Linked DNA regions of Mus musculus: region 1 is linked to region 2. A link is a contact called in ENCODE POLR2A ChIA-PET data. All regions are on one chromosome and are shown on one strand. The core of a region is the stretch at or near the end of the contact, and the rest is flanking DNA. Distances in the headings are between cores, read along the strand shown. Region 1 holds the start of Socs7 (suppressor of cytokine signaling 7). Region 2 holds the start of Mrpl45 (mitochondrial ribosomal protein L45).

Region 1 (5,742 bases), core at 239-2,738, 47 kb before region 2:
ATTTCCAGCAACCTTCAGCAATGGTAGTAATAACAGACATGGGAGGGGTGCTTAAAAAGTGGGGCCGGAACAGGGATGGAAGGTGAGGCCGGGCTTCAGATCATCCCCAGCAAGAGACGCTAACCCACTGAGAAGTGTCACAGAGTGTGAACTCTCCGAGAGTTGAAAGCTGTTTCCACAATTAGCTCTGACCTAATGCGAGATGTCACCACCTTTAATCCCAAGTGTCTGCCTCCTCCTGAAGTCCACAGCTCAGCTCTAACAGTATCGTGTTGGCAGTAGGGGAAAACGAGGGAAACGAAACAAGAAATGGAACTTTGTCGCTTGCCCACCCCCAACCCCCAAGCCAATCTCACCTCCCCGTATCCAGCTCCCGGACCGCTGAGCCTCCCATGTCGGTCAGGCTCGCAGCTGAAGCTGCCAGATCTCCCGAAGGCCTCTTGCCGGTCCCATCCCCGCCGCCCGAGCCGCCGTTACAGCTCTTCGTGCGAAACAGGCGACTGAGGCGGATTTTGAAGGAGCCCTTCCGAGAAGGGCCTGCGAGAGGCCGGAGGGGCCCGGGAGGCGGCGGCGGTGGGGGAGGTTGCTGCTGCTGCTGCTCCCCTCGGCTCAAGCGCCCTGGAGGGACCAAGTCCTGCAGCGGAAAGGGCACCGGGGGTAGTTCGGGACCCGGAGGCTGCAGAAGCAGCCGGCCACCCACTCCTCCTCCTCCACGGCCGGGGCTGCTGAGCTCCTCTTCCGAGCAGCTGTTAGTCTCCAGGCTCTCGGCCTCCGATTCCAAGCCCTCCAGGACCAGCAGCGCGTCGCTCGTCTCCGTCGGGTCCTCCCCGGCCTGCGGGGCGGCAGCAGGCGGCGGGGGTTGCGGCGGCGGCGGCTGCGGGGGACACGGGCACGGACAGCAGCCTCCGCCGGCAGTCTTGATCCCCGGCCCCGCCGGCTGTCCGAGCCCCAGGGCCGCCAGCTGCGCCTCTAGTCCAGCCACGGGACCCCAGGTCCGCTCGAGCGCCAAGCCCGGCGGGAGGGCCTTGGGATCCAGCGCGCAGCGGTGCCGGGGACACAGCAGTTCCGAGGGTCCCGGCTCCCGGGCCGCCTCCGCGTCCTCCTCCTCCGGCGGCCGCCCCACGTTGCGGAACACCATCAGCTGAGGCGGCCGGGCGCCCCGCGAGCCGGGCCGCGCGAGGAAGGGTGGTGGCGGCGACGGGCCATGGCTGTGGCCCGGGGGCGGCGGCGGCGGCGGCGGGCCTGGCTCGGGGGCGGCCTCTCCATAGCCGAGGAGGCGGCTCAGGACCCGGTACGAAGCGGCCGCCGCCGCCGCCTCGCCGTCCCGGAGCTCGGCCCCCTGCATCGGGGTGGCGAAGGGAGGGAGGGCGGGCGGCTAGGAGCCGGGCTGGGTGGGGACTAGGCCGGGCCCCGCCGGAGCCCCGCCCGCCGCGGCCCCCGGAGCGACAGCGCTAACGGCCGCCGCGGCCTCTGCCTCATAGAGGGGGCGGGGGGGGGGGGGCGCGCGGAGCCCAGCGCGAGCCCAGGCCGCGCGCTGCCGCCGAGGACCGCCCCTAGACGTCACTTCCTGTCCAGGGCCCGCCCCCTTTCCCCAGGGTGCGCAAGCGTCGGACTCCACTCTGCCTGACGTTTCTCTTGGCCCTGGTAGCTATTGGCCGTCTGCTGCATCTGGGGCCTCCGTGGTCTCCGGCACCGACCCCTGCTTTTTCACTTCCTGGGCGCCCGGGCCCTGTCCACCGTCCTGTGTAGAGCAGTGCAGGCCTCGGGACCCGGGTCTGGACCTGGGAGAGGGTCGTGGACCTTGGCACTGTCTGGGGGTCTTGTCCTGTCCATGCTGCCTGGAGTGTGTGACCTTGGCCAAGTCATTTCATTACATCTGCATCCTCTTTCCTAGCATCCGATGAACTGTGGAATGACTACATGAAAATGGGTTGTAGAGCCTGCAGTGTGCTCTTCCGTGCCAAAACAACTGGATCTTTGAGAAGACAAGAGTGTGTATATAGTTAGCATAATCTCATCATGAATTTGAAATGAAGAATGGATATACACAATTCCAAGAAATGAAGATATACAATAGCCAATTCTGTACGACTGATGGCCAAATACATCCTTCCACTGATTGTTGTCATAGTGTATGTCATGTTGAGGATAGAATCCAAGACGTGGCACGTGCTAAGCAACAGTTCCATCACCAGACCTCATTCCCAGCCCTTCCCAAAATGATGACAAGTGACCAAGGACTGCAATTGTAACAAGAATTTTTACTAATATTTTCCTCTGTTGATGAAAGAGAACAGTGAAAAAGCAAAACCTGATCAAATCATCAATCATGGGGGCAACTTTGCTGAGTCGGAATTGGTTTCAGTGACGGGGAAGAGTTCCTTCAACGTTTTTGTGCCATTGCTAATGTAACACCTACAGATAGATGTACAGGAGATGTAAATCAGAATCGCTGTCATAATCTCCATCACTTAAAAAAAATGTATGTGTATGCACATGTGTGTGCAGAATCCGAGAAAGGGCATCAGATCCCCTAGACCTAATTATTAGCTGCCCCAAGTCCCTGGACATGGGTGTTGAGAGCTGAGTTCTGACCCTCTGCAAGAGCAGAACAAGCCGTTATCTGCTGAGCTAGCTCTCTAGGCCCCTCCATCTCTCTTTCTTTCTTTCTTTCTTTCTTTCTTTCTTTCTTTCTTTCTTCCTTCCTTCCTTCCTTCCTTCCTTCCTTTCTTTCTTTCTTTCTTTCTAGACAGGGTTTCTCTGTGTGGCCCTGGCTGTCCTGGAACTCATTCTGTAGACCAGGCTGGCCTTGAATTCAGAATCATGTCTGTGCTGGGAATGAAGGAATGTGCCATCACCACCCAGCTCCCTATACCCCTTTTGTTTTTCAGACAGGGACTCTCACAAGTATCAGGACTTAAGTTTGGATCCCCAGCACAGTATAAAAGCCAGGCAGAGCAGCATGTGTCTGTGATCTTCGCACTTGATGTGGGGTGGATCCCGGGAGCTCCCTCACCAGTCAATCTAGCCAAATTGATGAACTCCAGAATCAATGAGGAACAGGCACATTACAGAGCCATCTTCCCAGCCCAGTGGGGTCATTCTGAAATAGAAATTTGCTCACAGCCTGTGATTGTAAAGATGTATTTACATATATTTCTCTGCACACCAAAAGACAGCATCAGACCCATTACAGATAGTTGTGAGCTGCCACGTGGAGTCCTGGGAATTGAACTCAGGACCTCTGGAAGAACAGCCAGTACTCTTAACCACTGAGCCATCCCTCCAGCCCCACAGCCTGTGATTGTAGTTGTTCATGCTTTCTGCATTCTTAGGATAGAGAGAAAACCCTCTATGTGACATATAGGGTCCTAATGGTTTTGCCCTGCCTACGTCTTACTCTTACACATTGCCCACCAAGCTGTATCTTGTCTGTTCAGTTCTGCTAACACCGTTCTTTTTAAGACTTATTTATTATTATACATAAGTACACTGTAGCTGACTTCAGACACACCAGAAGAAGACGTCAGATCTCATATTAAGGGTGGTTGTGAGCCACCATGTGGCCGCTGGGATTTGAACTCAGGACCTTTGGAAGAGCAGTCAGTGCTCTTACCCGCTGAGCCATCTCACCAGCCCAGTTACACCGCTATTTTCAACATTCATGGGCATTCTTCTGTTATTTGCCACTGCTACCCCTTTTTTCTCCTGCAGTGTCAGGACACAAATCCAGTGTTTATATCTCCAAAGCAAAGCTGCAGCTTGACCAGTGGCCAGCATCTCCCACCTAACTAAGCTCCATTCTCAGATAAGTTTTCTCTCGGGTTTGTGCTCAGTGAACTGGCCAGCCTTCAGACTGAACTCTCTCCTCACCAGACCGGGGAGATGTACGTTCTCTCTCAACTTCAAGACCCAGTCTCTGTTACGCTTAATTGCACATGTGTGATTTGATTAACACTCTGTCCAGACTAGAGAGATGGCTCAGTGGTTATCACTGACCACTCTACCAGAAGACCCAAATTCAATCCCCAGCTCCCACACAGGGGAAGCTCACAGCTCCCAGTCCCAGGTGACTGCATCCCTCTAGCTTTCACGTGGGCGTGCCCATACACAGGTGACTAAAAATGAAATAAGTCATGGAGCTAGAGAGATGGCTCACTTAAGAGCACTGCTTACAGTTTGGAGAGATGGCTCAGAGGTTAAGAGCACTGACTGAGTTCAAATCCCAGCAGCCACATGGTGGCTCACAACCATCTGTAATGAGATCTGATGCCCTCTTCTGGTGTGTCTGAAGACAGCTACAGTGTACTTAGATATAATAATAAATCTTTAAAAAAAAAAAAAAAGAGCACTGCTTACTCTTCTTGTGGATCCCAGTTCAGTTGCCACCACCTACACTGTGGCTCACAAAGGTCTAATTCCAGCTCCATGGGATCAGATGCCCCCTTCTGGACTCCTTGGGCACCAGACTCACACATGGTAAATAGACAAGCAAATATGACAGCCATCAAAAGCATAAAAAAGATAAAAATAAAAACAAACAACAACAACAAAAAATAGGGTATGGTAGTGCACACCTTTAATCCCAGAACTCAAGAAGCAGAGACAGGTGGATTTCTGTATGTTCTAAGCCAGCCTGGTCTACATAATGAGTTCCAGGACAGCCTGAGCTACATAGTGAGACCATGTCTCAAACAAACCAAAGATAATAACAATAAAATATAAATCTTTAGGGGCTGGAGAGATGGCTCTGTGGGTAAGAGCACCCACTGCTCTTCCAAAGGTCCTGAGTTCAAATCCCAGCAACCACATGGTGGCTCACAACCACCTGTAATGAGATCTGACTCCTTCTTCTGGAGTGTCTGAAGACAGCTACAGTGTACTTACATATAATAAATAAGTCTTTAAATAAACAAACAAACGAACAAACAAACACATCTTTTTTTTTTTTAAATCTGGGGCTGGCAAGATGGCTCAGCAGGTAAGAGCACTAACTGCTCTTCTGAAGGTACTGAGTTCAAATCCCAGCAACCACATCGTGGCTCACAACCACCTGTAATGAGATCTGACTCCTTCTTCTGGAGTGTCTGAAGACAGCTACAGTGTACTTACATATAATAAATAAGTCTTTAAATAAACAAACAAACGAACAAAAAAACACATCTTTTTAAAAAAAAAATCTGGGGCTGGCAAGATGGCTCAGCAGGTAAGAGCACTAACTGCTCTTCTGAAGGTACTGAGTTCAAATCCCAGCAACCACATGGTGGCTCACACCATCTGTAATAGGATCTGACACCCTCTAAAGACAGCTACAGTGAGTGGAGTTTTATTCCCAGCAATCAGGTGAGGGCTCACAACCATCTACAGTGTACTCATATACATAAAATAAATAAATAAATCTTAAAAAAAAAGTCTGCCTCCTCTAGTAAAATATAAGTTCCAGAAGGCAATGTTTGTTCTCTGTCCCTCACGGCCTCTCTAATGTCAGAACGTAATGTCAATGACTGACATGAAGTAGGCCCTTGATATAGAAATACAGAATTGTCAGACAACCTTAAGCCTCATGAACGATCCACGATTCAAATCCACCTCAAATTCTGCACGACAGAATTAGCAGCCACTCTTGTAAATGAAGAAACAAACTGACATGCAGCTATGGTTGATCGGCTCAAAACCATGCCATGGAATTTACAACTAGTTGCCTGGCTGCAAAGATTTTCTTCTCTATCCTTGCTCCCTCTG
Region 2 (5,788 bases), core at 1,130-3,629:
TGGGTTCTGATGATGCCAAGTAATCTTGGTTTCTACTGCTTATGGCTTTTTTTTTCCCCCCAAGACAGGGTTTCTTTATATAGCCCTGGCTGTCCTGGAACTCACTTTGTAGACCAGGCTGGCCTCAAACTCAGAAATTCACCTGTCTCTTCCTCCCAAGTGCTGGGATTAAAGGTGTGTGACGCCACGCCCAGCTCTTTATTTATTTATTTATTATTTTTTTATTGCTTATGTTCTTACACTTGCCTCCTGCCATCTGGTTATTGCTAGTGCTACCTGCCCTCGATATATCTGACTGGAGTCTGTCCTTCCTGTGATCCTGGTTGTGTCAGAACTCCTGAGTCCAGCTGTCTCTGTGATCCTGGGATTCTGGGATCCTGTAATCTTGGGCGTGTTAGAGAGCCTGGGAGTGGAGCTTCCTCTGGGTGTTGTGGGACTGGCTGCAGAGTTCAGGCCCCACTTATTTATAATAATAAATAAATCTTTGGGCCTGAGCAAGTGAGGTTGACTGGAGTGAGCAGAGGTCCTAAATTCAAGTCCTAACAACCACATAAAGGCTCACAACTATCTGTACAGGTACAGTTTACTCATATACATAAAATAAATAAATAAATAAATAAACAAATAAGGATGACCTCATGAGCAGGACTAGAGGTACAGCCCTAGGTCTCAGCTACTATTTATGTAGGAGGATCCACCTGTGGTAAAGGCAAAAGGAAAGGGAGAACAGGAGTGTGTAGCTCAGCGGTAGACTGCTTGTTTAGTTCTATATCTAACCCCAAGTTCTGTAAAAACAAAACAAAATTGACTTTTTGAAATATAGTTTATAAAAGTAAATCATTACTGAGGGTGAACTTGGTGGTTCATTCTTTTTTTTAATCTTTTTAAAAAAGACTTACTTATATGAGTACACACTATAGCTGTCTTCAGACACACACACCTGAAGAGGGCATCGGATCCCATTACAGATGGTTGTGAGCCACTAATGGTAGTGAGGTTTCTGGGAATTGAACTTAGTACTTCTGGAAGAGCAGTCAGTACTCTTACCCGCTAAGTCATATCTCCAGCCCCACTTAGTGGTTAATTTATTGCTATCAATCAGAGTCTAAAGCATACACCAGACCTCTGACAATAGAGAACTGAACCAGGATCCCAGAAATAGTTCCTTACCTGTACAGGCCAAATGTATAGGGCGCTCCAACCGTTCCTGTGGAATGACCAATCCCGCTTTCCTGGCATACTCCAAAAACTCCTTCTCTGTTTTGTACTTGGGTTCAGGAGTTGGGGGTCTAAAACGGCTTTTGGTTTTAACTTGAACTACAGTTGTGGACTGAGTCACCAGAATGGGCTGGGAGATGAAAAAAAAAAGTTAGCGTATAGGTGATTTGGAAAGGATAAATCTATCTTGAGCAAACTGTTTGCAAAGTCTTATAGAAAGACATCCCATTAAAGAATGCTTCAGGAGTTATGAAATGACTATTATGGAGAAACGATATTACTTTTTGAACACCTAGGGATGGCTTTTGCCACAAGCCAATTAATAACCTGTATTCACATCAATCAACAGTAAAAACTTTCCTTTAATACATTCTGCAGTACTACTGTATACAGAGATGATTAAAGCAGAGGTCCTAGTGCCAAAGAACTTTCAGTTTAATTGTAAACCTCACTTAACCCATTTCTGAAAAGAGTGGAATGCTATTACTAAAGCATTAAACAAGATCTCCCTGGCATTTCCCCCACACTTCTGTTTTGCTTTTTCAGAAGCAAATTGCTTCTAGCTCCTAACTGACCAATAAACTTTTACGAAGTCAGGTGACCTTTTCCCTCTAGGATAAGACAAAACTCCTATCCTTTTCAAAAAAAAATTTTTTAAGAATGTAAAAGAGCTGGTTCATCTTCCAAGCCATTACTTTCCTTTTTAACATCTTCTCTCCAAAGACTAGAATTAACGTAAAGAAGCTTAATGCTCAGCCTCGTCTAGGCTGTCTAGAGAGACTTGTCTAGAGGGGATCGCATACACCTCAAATTCTTCTCCAGATGAAGTCTGACTCGTATGGTCCAAACTCAGCAACGCCCACAGCATGATTATTCCCCTCTACTCTATCCTCCTCTTTGTGTCCCTAAAAATTTCATTCGCTTCATTTCTACCCACCTGCCGAGACCACCATCCCAAAGTCCTGTATAAGGAGGACAAGCCCCGAGGTACGGGGGCCGCCATTTTGCTCGCGCAAAGGCCGCCGGGATGCTAGCCTAGCCGCAGATCACCGAGCCGGAGAAAAGGCGCAGAGGGCGGAGCGAGCTGGGGAGTGGAATTTTCCAGGGCGCGCGCCCCAGGCCGAAAGGTGAGTCGCGCGCACGCGCACGCTCTCCAGGGGAGGGGCGCGCGGGCACGCGCAGTGGGTTCGCGCGTGCGCAATGAAACCACTTTGGAAGTAGGGTAAACCGCACGGCTGTCACGCGCCAGTCGGAGACGGGGAGAGCCAGCTGCGCCTGCGCAGGAGGCTTCTGTGGGACTCTGGTTGCTGCATTCCTGGTTCCTTAACACATTGTTACACCTTATTTACAATCGGTGAAAAAAACGAAAAAGTGCTTCCCTCTGAAATCAGAAGCCTTTAAGATAAGTGTTTTCTTTCATTACAAGGAATTCACTGGAGGTATTTAGGGCGAAAATGATAGTTTCTGGGTGTGTTTCTGACCTCAAAATGCAGTATAACCTTAAACCTTTAACCAACCTAGTTTTCTATGTGAAAATTCTTTCATACCTTTCCGTTAGGGAAGCTGACCGCTGTGATTACTGAAAAGCAAAAGGCACGTGGGTTAACAAGAATCTGTCATTTCCCAAAACATATCATTTCCAAAAATACCACTTACCAAATTTGGTAATAACTGGTATTTCAAAATTGTTTACTAGGCGCCTGGCAATTTAAGCATTTTACATATATCAACTTAATCCTCACCACAAGCAATAAATATTCCTGCTTTTACATATATGGTTGGGCCAGAGATACTAAATATGTAATTCAAATTTAAACAAATAATTGGCAGAACTGAGAGTCAGGTACATAGAGTTTAACAACTCCAAAATCGCTTCACATTCAGTGGTTAAAGGAATCCCAGTGTGATAACCAGGTCATCCTGGAGCCACACAGACTATGTAACACATCCTAACCCATGTCTGCCTGGCCTCTGCTCAGTTTCTCGGCTACTGCAAGCTAATTCCCTATCAGTACCTAATATGATTTGGTTCACTCTGAGATGGATTCTTAGGTGGTCACTGTTACTTTTGATTAGCTGTTTTGGAAAATTTGAGGCATGGTGGCGCACCCCTTTAGTCCCAGCACTCGGGAGGCAGAGACAGGCAGATTTCTGAGTTCGAGGCCAGCCTGGTCTACAAAGAGAGTTCCAGGACAGCCAGGGCTACACAGAGAAAACCCTCCCTCAGAAAAATACAAACAAACAAAAACTAAAAAAGAAAATAGAAACTATAGAGATGGCTCAGGTGTTAAGAGTCCTTGCTGGGCTGGTGAGATGGCTCAGTGGGTAAGAGCACCCGACTGCTCTTCTGAAGGTCAGGAGTTCAAATCCCAGCAACCACATGGTGGCTCACAACCATCCGTAACAAGATCTGACTCCCTTTTCTGGAGTGTCTGAGGACAGCTACAGTGTACTTACATTAAATAAATAAATCTTAAAAAAAAAAAAAAAAAAGAGTCCTTGCTGCTCTGGCAGAGGACCCAAGTTCGGGTCCCAGCATCCACATGGTGACGCATATGCCCCTGTAAATCCAATTCTAGGGGATCTGATGCCCTCTTCTGGACTTTGAGGGCATTACACACATGGTACACATAAAGATAGGCAGCTAAGCATCCACACACATTTAAAAATCTCTTAAACAACAGTGAAAAGGAAATCCTATAAGGCAGACTTTTCTTTCCCATTTTTCCTAGTGAGACTTTTGTTTGTTTGTTTGTTTTGTTTTGTTTTTTCCAGACAGGGTTTCTCTGTATAGACCTGGCTGTCCTGGAACTCACTTTGTAGACCAGGTTGGCCTCGAACTCAGAAATCTGCCTGCCTCTGCCTCCTGAGTGCTGGGATTGAAGGTGTGCACCACCACGCCCGGCCTAGTAAGACTTTTAAATTGAACCTAAAGAATAGGAGTCCTTGTTAGCAGCAGGGTGTGTGTGTGTACATGTATGTATATGTATACACACAAACATACAACACACACACACACACACACACATATATATATATATATATATTGGGGGGGGGTTCAGACTCACGACAAGAGGCTAAGTTGGATATTTAATATGCCAAAGCAGACCTGGGCTCCAGGTTCTCCCAGCATCCCTTAGTCCTTACCTGTTACAGGGCATGGCTGGCATGTCCTACCCTCTATGCTGAAATTTCCAGCCCAGGGGCTGGACTTCCTATCACTCAGAGGCTCTTCATTATATAATAATCCAGACATTTTGGCTCCCCCCCACCCCCGCAAGCCAAGCCCTCTTTCTCTTCCCCCTCCCCTCTGTCTCTCCTCTCCATTGGAGGCTCACTCACATTATAACTGGAGCTCCAGGGGATCTGATGCCCTCCTCTGACCTCTGCAGCCACTAGGAATGCACCTAGTATGCACTATGCATACAGGCATATATGCACGAAAACCATACATATTAAATTAAATATATAGCTATATGAAAGTTGGGTGTGTAAAAAATAAATAAAAAAAAATAAATAAATAAAAAAAAAAAAAAAAAAAAAAAAGGGCTGGTGAGATGGCTCAGTGGGTAAGAGCACCCGACTGCTCTTCCAAAGGTCCGGAGTTCAAATCCCAGCAACCACATGGTGGCTCACAACCATCCATAACAAGATCTGATGCCCTCTTCTGGAGTGTCTGAAGACAGCTACAGTGTACTTACATATAATAAATAAATAAATAAATCTTAAAAAAAAAAAGAAAAAAAAAAAAAAAAGAAAGTTGGGTGTATCTGAAATTTGTGTCTATGTCAACACTGAAAAGTGGATATCTGGAGAGTTTGATGGCCAGCCAGTCTAAGCAAAAGGACAAACTTTTGGATTAGGAAGAGACTTGTCTCAAGACAATTTTTTTGTTTTGTTTTGTTTGGTTTGTTTGTTTGTTTGTTTGTTTTTGGTTTTTCGAGTCAGGGTTTCTCTGTGTAGCCCTGGCTGTCCTGGAACTCACTTTGAAGACCAGGCTGGCCTACGAACTCAGAGATCTCCACCTGCCTCTACCTCCCGAGTGCTGGGATTAAAGGCATGTGCCACCACAGATAATATTTTTGAGAGCAATAAAGAAAGACTCTGAAGTCTTGCTCTGACCTCTGCAGGAGCACTCATGGACATAGGCACATAGGCATGTTTGCACAATGATGTGTGTGTTACTCACACACATACACATATCACATACACATAAAACATACATATACACACACATCACACACATACATTTTGCTTTTTGCTTTTTGGGGTTTTCTTTTGAGGCAGGGTTTCTCTGTGTAGTCCTCACTTGTTTTGGAACTCACTCAAGTAGTCCAGGCTGGCCTCAAACCCAGAGAAGGCCTGCCTGCCTCTGCCTCCTGGGATTAAAAGCGTGTCCCATCACAGCCCAGCTCAGGTTTTATTTTTTAAATGGGAAGTTCTGAAATGTCTCTGAGTGACCTACATCTAGAAGAACACAGCTGATTTCGACAAGAACATTTCCCCGGAGCGCTGGAAGAATCTGATTATAAATAAGATGATTATTACAGGTAATTACTGCTTGAGAAAT

Evidence for each region. ChIA-PET counts read pairs that join two places held with the same protein, here RNA polymerase II (POLR2A).
Region 1: POLR2A ChIA-PET joins it to region 2 with 13 read pairs in embryonic stem cell. The contact joins the promoter of Socs7 here to the promoter of Mrpl45 in region 2. POLR2A ChIA-PET finds 5 or more read pairs at or near these places in 3 of 5 experiments (Patski and embryonic stem cell).

Annotation. Positions count from the first base shown.
Region 1 is chr11:97,358,038-97,363,779 of GRCm38, reverse strand. It overlaps Socs7 (suppressor of cytokine signaling 7), which reads right to left and starts at 1,488. Exons shown (of 10, transcript NM_138657.4): 1 at 357-1,488. The coding sequence starts at 1,345.
Region 2 is chr11:97,312,307-97,318,094 of GRCm38, reverse strand. It overlaps Mrpl45 (mitochondrial ribosomal protein L45), which reads right to left and starts at 2,379. Exons shown (of 8, transcript NM_025927.4): 1 at 2,156-2,379; 2 at 1,171-1,348. The coding sequence starts at 2,221.